Regions from separate parts of the Mus musculus genome. Here region 1 is linked to region 2. Evidence: chromatin contacts called from ENCODE Hi-C or POLR2A ChIA-PET data. All regions are on one chromosome and are shown on one strand. Each heading gives the region's core, a stretch centred on a gene start or an enhancer-like site at or near the end of the contact. The rest is flanking DNA. Distances are from core to core; before and after follow the strand shown. Region 1 overlaps Gm35202 (predicted gene, 35202). Region 2 holds the start of Ggta1 (glycoprotein galactosyltransferase alpha 1, 3).

Region 1 (5,628 bases), core at 1,519-4,018, 47 kb after region 2:
GGTCTCATGTAGCCCAGAATGGCCCTATGAAGCTGAGGATGTCTTTAACTCCACCAGGACCTCCTATCATCACCTCTCAAGCACTGGGATTACATGTGTGCAGGGGCCATTGCCTTTATCTCAGCTCCTATGACATCTTTATCAAACAATGAGCTCTACATTCCATAAACAGAAACCAGAAGGCACATCTCTTTTTTTCCTTATTTATCTTTACTTTTTTTTTTTTTTTTTTTTTTTTTTTTTTTTTTTTTTTTTGGTTTTTCAAGACAGGGTTTCTCTGTGTAGCCCTGGCTGTCCCGGAACTCACTCTGTAGACCAGGCTGGCCTGGAACTCAGAAATTCGCTGCCTCTGCCTCCCAAGTGCTGGGATTAAAGGTGTGCGCCACCACGCCAGGCTCTTATCTTTACTTTTGATAGGTTTATGTGTGTGCTATCAGACAGACAACTTCAAATTTCCCATTAAAAGCAAGCAGGCTGGCAGGGCAGAGAGCTGGCAACAGATAAGGAGTATGTCAGCCCCCCACAAGTGCCTATCTCAGGACACACACACACAATGGGAAGAAGCCACAACTGTCCCCCCACCCCACAGCTGCACGCTGAGCTGCTGTTGGGAGAGGCTCTGCCAGAGCTACCCAAGTTTTACAGGTAGAGCTGTGCTGGCTACTGCTGCTATAAGCCATCTTTGAAAGGACCTGTAAAACAAAATCAGCTTTGGGAGATAGAGCGAGCAGCTCACTCTAAAGCTTTAAAGCAAGCATGCTTACTGCCTCTGACAGAATAAAATACTTGTGTTCTACCAGAAGTGAAAGGCGTGCGCCACCACCGCCCAGCATGTCCCATGCTTTTGTTTCCTGAGTCTGGCAGCACACTCTGCAGGCTGGCAATGGGGTTAGAGGAAGTGATATAAACACATCTATTCACAAGTAATCACCTCCTTCCAGTCTTCTGCCAGAGACCAGGCTAGATCCTAATTAAGGAACAAAGTCACTCTTTCTAGCACTAGACCAGTGCCCTCCCCCTCCCCTCCCCTGCCCAACCCTCACCCTCACCCCTATCCCAGCCAGCCACAGCTCTTTGCAGTGTAAAGGGTTGTCAATCCTTGGGAGCTACTTGCTAGCACACAGTTCCTGGGAGATTTAGAAGGTGCTGTTGGTAGTAGGTGCTTCAACTTTCCATCTCAAAAAACCCCTTGCTGTTGCCTTGGTGACTTCAACTACATAGCATTTGGCAGCATCCGAAGAACACTTTCATGCATTATCTCATTCAGTGTCCTGATGACTCTGAAGCGCATATGATTCCTCTCACTTTGGGGATTAGAAACTGCAGTTCCCAGTCTGAGAAGACTGTGCAGACACCCAGCCTGTTAAGCGGCACAGCTGGAAGTCACTTAGCCGCAGAGGAAGTACCCAGGGTCTGCTGCGCGTAAGCAGCACTTAGCGTGGGCTAAGCGCTTTACAAACCTTATCCAGTGAAGAAGCCTTAGAACTCCTTCCGAAGTGTGCATATTGGCCCCAGGGGATCACGTGACACACCCAGACTCCAGTGACTCAGGAATGTAGTGTTCAGAGTGAGACTCTACTGCTGTCTGTGGTAGAGCAGCCTTGGGAAGCAGGTGAACAGGGCAGTGCCAGGATGTCCTTGAAAACACCCCGGGGATAACCACTTTCCTCCCAGGTGATTGCCTTTTCTTTCTTTTATGTGAGTGTGCTATCTTCAGACACACCAGAAGAGGGCATCAGATCCCATTACAGAGGTTATGAGCCACCATGTGGTTGTTGGGATTTGAACTCAGGACCTCTGGAAGAGCAGTCAGTGCTCCTAACCGCTGAGCCATCTCTCCAACCCCTCATGTGGTGATTTTCACATTTCCTTCTTGTACCTAAGCTATCATTAGTACACTCTGGTATGGAAACAGACAAGATGATTCACTGGGTAAAGACATGGGCCTACATGTCTCATGTCCTGGCTCCAATCTCCAGGAATCGTGTGGTAAACAAATGAAAAAGATTCTTGAGAGTTGTCCTCTGGCTTCCACACATGCTGTGGCACGCACATATCACACACACAAAATAAATAAGAAAAAAACTTAAAAGACAGTCTAGAATGGTTAGGCATCGTGGTTCATGCCTATGATCCTAACGTTTTGGGGGGGCAGGTATGCAGAAGCAGGAGGGTCACCCTAAGCTCGAGGTTAATCAGAGCTCTGTGGGAAGACCCTGTCTCAGAACAAACAAGTTGAGAAAAGACACTGCATTGATAGAGCTTGCTCCCCTGAGGCCTGCTGCTTACTTCCCATGTACCACCCCCCCTCCCCCCCGCCCCTCTAGGTGAGTATCTCTGCAACGGCCAGCAGCAGAGAAGTGATGGTTAGCACTTGCCTCTAGCCATGGAAAGATGGAAAGAACATCATGGCAAACTTAGAACTATCCTCAGGAAGCAGAGGAAACTGCGGCTGGCCATGTTTGATGTGCAGTGGATTAGGCTAGCCCACTCATTGTGCAGTGGACCAGGCTAGCCCAGATGCCTGTCCTGTTCTCCTACGAACTCTTCCAGGACCAGTTTCTTTCTGAGGATGTTTCCCAGGCTGCAAGCTCCTTTGGAAAGTCACCAGAGTCCCCCCAAAAGGACCTCTTGGATCATACTGTCTGTGACTACCCAGGGGTGACATCAGTTATAAAGCACAGCCTTCCCAAATGAATGCTTGGGATGCTCTCAAATGTCACAAGAAGAAGGGGGGAATGGCTACGAGCTTACTTATGTTCGCTTCGGGCAGCTGTGTTTTGCAGGCCCTCTGTGGGGTGTTTTCTGCAGTCCTGAGGGAAAAAGGCTTTGACTTATTCCAGCACAAAACAGCTATTTATAGCCACCAAGCGTGGGAAATGCTGGGCGTGGGACACTTGGTCGACAACCCAGTAAGAATCAGGCTTACAGAAACAGGCCACAGAGACCTGGAGAACACTTGGCAAAGCCTGTGGCCACATGGACTCTGGCCACCCACAGGCATGGACTAGGTACCTTGGAACAAGTTGCAGAGCTGTCCTGACCTCAAATCCCAATGTGTAAAAGAACAGAAATTCCTGCCACATGTGGTTTAAGTAAAGAACAAATGAGATAGTGTAAAAAGAGGATGTTCAGTAATGTCGTGGGTGCTCCGTCTCCATGACTTCTGAGCCCACGGCTTCTCCATTCCTGGATTCAGCCACCCCCCCAGAGCAAATATATTACAAACACCAGAATCACACTGCAGCCACATGTGCAACGATAGCCCCTCTGTAGTGAGCATGGACCAATTTTTTTTTTTTAACCAGGATTTCCTAGACAATACATTTAGTCTCTTAACCCTTTCCTTGTGTTAGGAGTCAAAAGTAAGCTTAAATTATGATTTAAGTAAACAGGGGTGAGGGAAATGCTCAACTTCTGTGGCTGTTTGCCATCTCATCTAAGGGACTGACACACCCACTACTGTTGGCATTCCAGGGAATCCTGGAACCATGGATCTGTGACTGTTGCTGTTATCTACAGTCGATAGGTGAGAAGACTGAGCGGGGGTGGGAGAGGAAGTAGGGAGAGTGACCTTCTCTGACCCCATCTGTTACACAGGTTGATTCTTAGAACCGTGACAGCATTCGCTCCACACACACCCCACCCCCACTCCCCATAGATAAGTACGTTAGCCAGGAAGCAGAAGAACATCTGAGACCCTCAAGCTAGAGTTATAGGCACTTAGGGAACTGAACCCAGGGCCTCCGTATGAGCAGCAAGTGCTCTTAATTGCTGAGACATCTCTCCAGCCTCATCTTTTTACTTAAAAAAAAAAATGTCTTATCTATTCATGTGTGTGTGTGTGTGTGTATGCATGCACACGTGCACGCCCCCCACCCCCAGGTCAGAAGTCAACAGCATCTTCTTCAATTCCAGCATCTTCTTCAATTGCTCTCTGAAGGGCTGGCTCGATAGCAGGCCTGAGCATAGCAAACATGGTGTCTACAGGCTTTTACTTTTCTCTCTCCCTAAAACTGTTAGATTACATTCCTAAAGCTACCCTGGATGAGACAGGCTGACTCCATGACCGGCTTCAAATTGGCAGTTCAGGAGATTAGGCCTAAAAGCCCAGGCTTCAGGCAGCTAGTCAGAAACTGCCCTGCCATCAGAAACTGCCCCACCACCTGACCTGAAGCAAGGGCAATGGGTCAGCAGTTTCCAGGTGGCCTCCACACCCCGGTAATGGAATGTCCTCAGAGATAGCGTAAAACACTTACCCTGGGATTCTCCTAGGGTGCTTTAAATCAGGCCTGCATGCTCACTTCAGAGTCTCTATCTTGGTAATAGGAGACTCCAGCAGGCAGGACTTCTGCAGAATAAAACCCTCTTTGCGTTTATACACTATTTGAGTTCAGTTCATTCCTGAGACAAAACACTAAGGACCAGCAATCAAAATTCATTATTTGGCTAACATGTTCAATCAAGACTTAGCAACTCTCCCTATCACAGACTCCTTTTCTCCTTAAAAAGCCACGAAAAAGCACCTGCTGCTGCTTGGCCATGCCTTTGCCTAATGCAGACACAAACAAGCCTACCCCCTTCGGCCCCCCCCCCCCCAGCCCTCCAGCATAACAAATCTTCTTTGTGCTGAGTTGTACTAAGAAGCTGGTGTTTGGTGGTGTCCTGACCCCCAGGGGCCACCCCACCCCTTACATGTTCCACACTTATTTATTTATTTATTATTTTAAAGACAGGCTTTCTTGTCTTACCAGGTGGCCAGAGATCCTCCTGTCTCTGCTCCCTCACTCAAGCATTGATTGAAATTGATTACAATGTCCACGTGCCGAGTTTTAAAATGTGTCCTCATGCTTGTGTAGAAAGTCCCTTTCTGACTGGGCCATCTCCCCAGCCCCGTCGTGACATTCTTCCTAGTTTTTCTACACACATATGATGATGCCCTTCAATCCAATTCAGCCTATTCATCGGGGCGGCAGTTCATGAGAGGCAGCCTTTAGAAGAATTTCTTTTCTAAGTGTCCCTCTTCCCCTTGTTGGATCAGAGCAGTTTCCTGCCTAGGCCCTCTGGCCCTTCTTGATTACAGCCCTTCCCTTCAGGGAGCCCAGGTCCTCCCCACCAGGCAGAATCTTGCCAATAAAGCCTACACAACTCAGGGGTCCCTCAGGGTTGGGCTCTCCCTGGTCCTCAGAGGGCCTCCAGCTGTGATTTTGGAAGCCTTCCAACTAGTTCCTGGCACCTGCAGCAGGCTAGGCTGAGCTCAGATTCCCTACCCTTCCCCAAGCCAGCTTTCAGAGTCATAGTTACCTGTGAGTGACCTCTAGTCTCTGCGGATCTGAAACTCATTGTAGGATTTCAGCTTCTCTCTCTCTCTCCCTCCCTCCCTCCCTCCCTTCCTCCCTCCCTCCCTCCCTCCCTCCCTCCCTCCCTCCCTCCCTCCCTCCCTATTTCTCTCTCTCTCTCTCTCTCTCTCTCTCTCTCTCTCCTCCTCCTCCTCCCTCTCCCACTGGACCAGAAGTCATCATGGAGCCCAGGCTGGCTTTGAACTCATAACAATCCTCCTGCCTCCAGCTTCTAAGGACTGGGATTATAGGTATACGTCACCATGCTCAACTTTTTCTTAGCATAAGA
Region 2 (5,559 bases), core at 2,944-5,443:
GGGAAGGAGGGAGCGGGGAGGAGGACAGAAAGGGAGGAGGCAGGGTGGGAGGAGGGGAGGAGGGGAAAAGGGAAGGAGGGAAGAGAGGAGGAGGGGAGAGCAAAGCTTTGTATAAAGATATCTCAACCAATGGAGGAGCTAGAGAAAGTACCCAAGGAACTGAGGGAGTCTGCAACCCTATAGGTGGAACAACAATATGAACTAACCAGTACCCCCAGAGCTCGTGTCTCTAGCTGCATATGTAGCAGAAGATGGCCTAGTCAGCCATCGTTGGGAAGAGAGGCCCCTTGGTCTTGCAAACTTTATATGCCCCAGTACAGGGGAACGCCAGGGCCAAGAAGTGGGAGTGGGTGGGTAGGGGAGCAGGGCGGGGGGGAGGGTACAGGGAACTTTTGGGATAGTATTTGAAATGTAAATAAAGAAAATATCTTATCATGAAAGAAAAGAAAAAAGATATCTCAAAAAACTTGTTTTGTATGCTAATTAAAAAATAAGCAGCTGAAGAGATTGGTCAGCAGCACTGGCTGCTCTTCCAGAGGATACAGGTTCAGTTCCCAGCACCACATATTAGCTCACAACTGTCAGTAATTCCAGTTCCAGGGATCTAGCGCCCTCTTCTGGTTTCTAAAGGCACTGTACTTGTGCGCACATAATCACATACAGATATATATATAGGTAGATACATATATATAATCAAAAATACATATTAAAAAATAAATATAACAAAAATACTTGCTTAGGCAGGTGAGGGGGTATGTGCTTGGGAAATGGGGGGCAAGGGGATTCAGAGAGAGACTGAAGCTAATCTGGGATACATAGACTATACTGAAAAGGCCTGTCTCAAAAACCTACTTCTTCGGCTGGGTGGGCATGGTGCTGTATGTCCTTAGTCCCAGAACTGAGGAGGCAGAGGCAGGTGGACATCTATGAGTTTAAGGCCAGTATGGTCCATGTATCAACTTCTAAGCCAGCCAGGAAACTATCTGAAAACCAGGTTCCTTGGGCTGGCCAGTTAGCCCAGCAGGCTAAGGCACTAGTTATGAAGCCTGAACATCTGAGCTCGAGTCCCAGGAACCACATGGCGGGAAGAAAGGTCAAAGTTCTACAGACTGCCCACTGACCTCCACACAGGCACCATGGCACGCACACACCCATCCACATCCACATACAATGAATGTAATTGTCATTTTTATAAAATGCCACTGTTCCTGCTGGCTCCGCTTCTGGGATTCAACTCACTCACTGCTCCTTCCGCTCTGTCCTCCTCTCTTTGTGTATTTTGGTAATCTATTTGCCCAATGGAACCTCTCCATCCCATCCTGTCCTTCTCCCAACAGCCACCCCCTCCCAGCACTGTTCTGCAACACTTAACAATGAAGGCAATTCATTCCTTTCTCTGCCCTCCTTCCTGTCTTCTCTCTCAGCTACCGGCACCATCATTAATCCAGTGACCCTTGTCATATGTAAAGCCAGGAACATTCCCGAAACTGCCTAGATTGTTGACTACAAGAACCAAGTCTGAAACTCCCTAGTTGATAACACAGAAGACTCTGGAGCCCAGGAATCTCTATGCCTAAAGCTGGTCTGGGGCAGACAAGCACAGGAGACAGTTTAGCATCCCACAGTGCAGTTGACAACCTAGTTCCTTCACCTGCACACACTACACACACATACACACACTACTACTCTCCTATGCAGTCTTCAGCCCTTCACCTGCACCCAGCTTTTGACAATTCCCATTCAAGTGCAGGAAGAACAGAACCGCCAATCCAGCTTGAACTGCCTTTTGAATATGTGGGCAATAAGGCAAAACTAAGCCACCCAGTAGCCTTTTAGGGAGAATCTCCCTAGGTGGACATATGATTAAAATTAGATACATTATAGGAAAGAACACATACAATAAGAAAAATTAGATCTGCCAGGCAGTGGTGGCGCACACCTTTAATCCCAGCACTTGGGAGGCAGAGACAGGTGGATTTCTGAGTTCGAGGCCAGCCTGGTCTACAGAGTGAGTTCCAGGACAGCCAGGGCTACACAGAGAAACCCTGTCTCGAAAAACCAAAAAAAAAAAAAACAAAAAAAAACAAAAAACCAAAAAACAGATCCAGGAAGTCCCTGAAACTGACCAGATTCACTAGGCCCCTCCCTACAAGAGCAAGCAATAAAAACTGAGAGTTACTCTCAGACTGATAGAAGCTGAGCTGCAAAGAAGACTCTGAGACCAGACCAGCTGCCTGGAAGAAGCAGAAACCAGCTGGACTGCCTAGACCAGGTTTAGATCAGTTACCTGGAAAGGGTACTCTCCAACTATTGAATTATCTGAAGGCTATGCTCCAGGTTCCCAGCTTTTGTGACTTGTCACCTGTCCTTTGATGATACAGCTATCCATGAGTCATGTATACTTCTGTAAGTAACCCCTCACCTATATTCCCATAAATAACATTAATAAAGCTCTGGGGTCCGCCAAGTTGGATTTTGGTGGTATCCGTATTTTGGTCTGCCCTGGACTCACTATCCAGGTGAGTAGACAGGTGTGCTGTATCCCCTGGCAAAAGTTTTGTCACACAAGACTTCAGCCACTTCTCAGAAAATGACCAGCCTAGACCAAACACAAGGACTGTCCCTCTAAAAACCTTCCAACTCATTAAAACCAAGAATGCTTACGGTTTATGTATTTTAGTGTACGTAAATTAGAGTGTAATTAAAAATTAGTAAATAACTTGTAAAGACCCCTGATTATTTATCAGAAAGCATATTCACTTCAAAAAATAATATTTATACCTGAACTGCACCTGTTGAAATGCTCAGCCCCACCCACTACCTCTTCCCTTCCACTCTCCCCAGCCCTTCCCCCCAGAGTCATGCCATCTGTTCCTTAGTCGTTTTCTTGCCATGGTGGGAGATGCTGAATAGAAAGTGAGCAACCAGGTTGTGGTGGCATACGCCTTTAATCCCAGCACTTGGGAGGCAGAGGCAGGGGAATTTCTGAGTTCGAGGCCAGCCTGGTCTGCAGAATGAGTTCCAGGACAGCCAGGGCTACACAGAGAAACCCTGTCTCAAAACAAAACAAAACAAAACAAAACAAAACAAAACCACACACTCCAAACAAACAAACAGGAAGCACACAAGCCTTAGAGGCTGGCTGGAGTGCATTCCAACCTCAGATTCAATCCAAACCCTGAGCACCCATAAACCAGTGACTTGGCTTCTCCCAACTTTGATTTCCTTCTCTATAAATCCAGCCAACAGTGCCAAGCTTATCCTGTTAGGCTGGGGAACCTAAGAGACCCATGTACACTAAAAGTTTCACCAAGACCCAGAAGTGCACAGGGAATAAAACCCATGGTCAGCCCCTGGCTCAGAAGTGTCAGAAACCGGGCAAATGGCTGCTCAGAGTCAGTATGGCCAGTGCAAGGCGGCCTTTCCTGCTCTGTGACTGAGAAAGCTTCCGGTAAAGTTTAGCCACAGGGGGCCATTGACAGTAATCAATTGATCTCCCGCCTTCTGATCTCAGGCATTCCACTGAAAACTGACCCTAATCACAGGGAATGGGGACAGGAGGCCTCCCCAAAACATCCTCTTGGGGCGTTCCTAACACAGAAAGTAGAAATAAAAGAATCGGTTCTATGTAGTAAGATCACAGGAGCAGGAGCCAGGGTCTCCAGGTACCCCTCCTAGGCCATTTGGGGCCTGCGCCAATACTCAAAGTCCCTGGAACCAGGTAATCCCAAGTGAAGTGTTCAGCCCTGCATTTAGTCACCAGACACCTGTTACTTGCAAAAGATAGCTTGGACCCGCACGCGGCTCCCATCAGGAAGAAGCAACTACTCCCAAAAATAACTGTAAGGAAGCACTATCAAAAGGCAGAGACTCCCGTAGTCCTGATGCCCCAATCCCTGGACAACCCGAGCCATGGCGAGCCCCCTCGCCTTTGCCTACCCAGAGCCTGAGAGCGCGAGGTCTTCAGCAGAATCGGTACTTCTCATTCCAAGAAGAGTCTACAAGGGAAGGTGTCAGCCAGCTAAGAAAAGGCAGGGCTAGGGCTCCACCCAGAATCTCCAGCCTCCTAAGACACACCTATCTACCTCCGGGCGAATGAAAGAGGCAGTCAGATCTGTTCTGGGGCCGATAGTGGCCCAGACAAGCAAAACTACAAAAATAAGAGTCCCTGGGGTCCTTCCTGAGGGAGGAGCTAGTGGCGTTGACATCCCCGCCCTCCTAGCCTCTTCCTGGCCCCCGCAGCAAGGAGGACAGCACTCTCTCCAGTCTCTGTTCTCTCTCCTCCGCGCCCCCCCCCCACAACATTATTTCCCGCTTTGCTGTTTCTTGGATGATTTTCAAGAGTTTGTGCAATCGCATATGTATGAAAATGCCATAATGAAACACAGTACTTTGCATGCAAAATAAATATAAAATAATAAAACGTTTGTGTGTGTGTTTTGTTGAGAGGTTCCCCTGCCATCTTCAAACACTTGATGGTGTCTCCTTGCAGTGGGAACGAGGTGGTTTGAAAAGTTGTGACGAGATTACCTCCCATCACCCAACACAGCAAAGTTAGTGCCTGAGACTTTGCCCAGGCTTGATTTTGGCTTGGTCCTTCCTTCACTGTTAGGAGTCTGTCTGTCTCTCAAATTCGAGTGTCTCTCACTTTGCCCCTACCTGCACCCCTTTTCCATCTTGTCCATAAGAAGAGCCAACCCGCCCTGTCCTAACTACAGTAGGAAAAGACACCTCCTGCTTTCTACACTCACTGGTTAGTACCGGTGGTCCCAGGATCTGATCTGCCCTACTCGCCCTGCCCTGCCCTGCCCTGCCCTGTGCTGCCCTGTGCTGCCCTGAATATCAGCTATTCGGATAGCGAGGGAAGGTGGCGGGAGACCCCAGTAAGCAAACAGATGCAGCGACACTGTTCAGGGTGGGACAGAGCCTAGAGTTCAGAAGTGGATACAGAGGAAATGATCGAGTGACCAGGACAAAAGCAAGGACCGAGGTAGGGCTGGGCCGGAATAGCGGCGCTCCCGCTCGCCCACACCTCCTCCCCACTGAAGCCCTCGCGTGGCTTCAGTGTCAGACGCCCGGCGGGACCCACCTGATCCGCAAAAGCAGGCCGGGTGTGTGTTGTCTGCTGCGCTGGAGACGGGACCACGCGGGCGGGCGGGCGGGCGGGCGGCGCCCTGCGCTGTAGGAGACCCGGCCGCTGCTCTGTCCGGGTGTGTCGGGTGGGGTGCGCGCCTCTGGCCCCTGCAGAGCTCGGCGGCCTAGGGCGCAGGCAAGTGGCGTGCGCCGACCCGAGGAGTGGGAGCCTAGAGAGTCCACTCCCACCCCCACCCCCAACACAACGTCCGGCGTGATGCACGTGTGATGCATCGGGTGTCCCTCACTTTACCCCAACCTGCACCTCTTTCCCATCTGTGGGAGGAGTGATGTTTCATCTCCACTCAGGCAGAAAAAAGCCTGAAACCAGCAAAAAAAAAAAAAAAAGAAAAGAAAAAGAAAAAGAAAAGAAATCGCTCACGGCCGCCTGTGTCTTCTGACCTGCCCATGGTGATAGGGGCTGCA

The links. A loop is a pair of places that touch in the nucleus more often than their neighbours do. ChIA-PET counts read pairs that join two places held with the same protein, here RNA polymerase II (POLR2A).
Region 1: a loop to region 2 is called in a map of heart, with 3 times the contacts of the local background. The contact joins the enhancer-like site here to the promoter of Ggta1 in region 2. A Hi-C loop is called at or near these places in 17 of 37 maps with a recorded cell type or tissue (CH12.LX, T-helper 1 cell, T-helper 17 cell and 7 more). POLR2A ChIA-PET finds 5 or more read pairs at or near these places in 4 of 5 experiments (Patski and embryonic stem cell).

Annotation. Positions count from the first base shown.
Region 1 is chr2:35,505,908-35,511,535 of GRCm38, forward strand. It overlaps Gm35202 (predicted gene, 35202), which reads left to right. Exons shown (of 2, transcript NR_168303.1): 2 at 1-185. Among named protein-coding and RNA genes, the nearest start is that of Gm35260, 3.9 kb to the left of the region's middle. Within about 2 kb of position 2,769, at least 1 of the 3 ENCODE cell types and tissues checked has a DNase peak (open chromatin) inside an H3K27ac peak, as active enhancers do; it is heart, where a contact is called at or near this core.
Region 2 is chr2:35,457,256-35,462,814 of GRCm38, forward strand. Ggta1 (glycoprotein galactosyltransferase alpha 1, 3) reads right to left here and starts at 4,194. Exons shown (of 8, transcript NM_001145821.2): 1 at 3,940-4,194.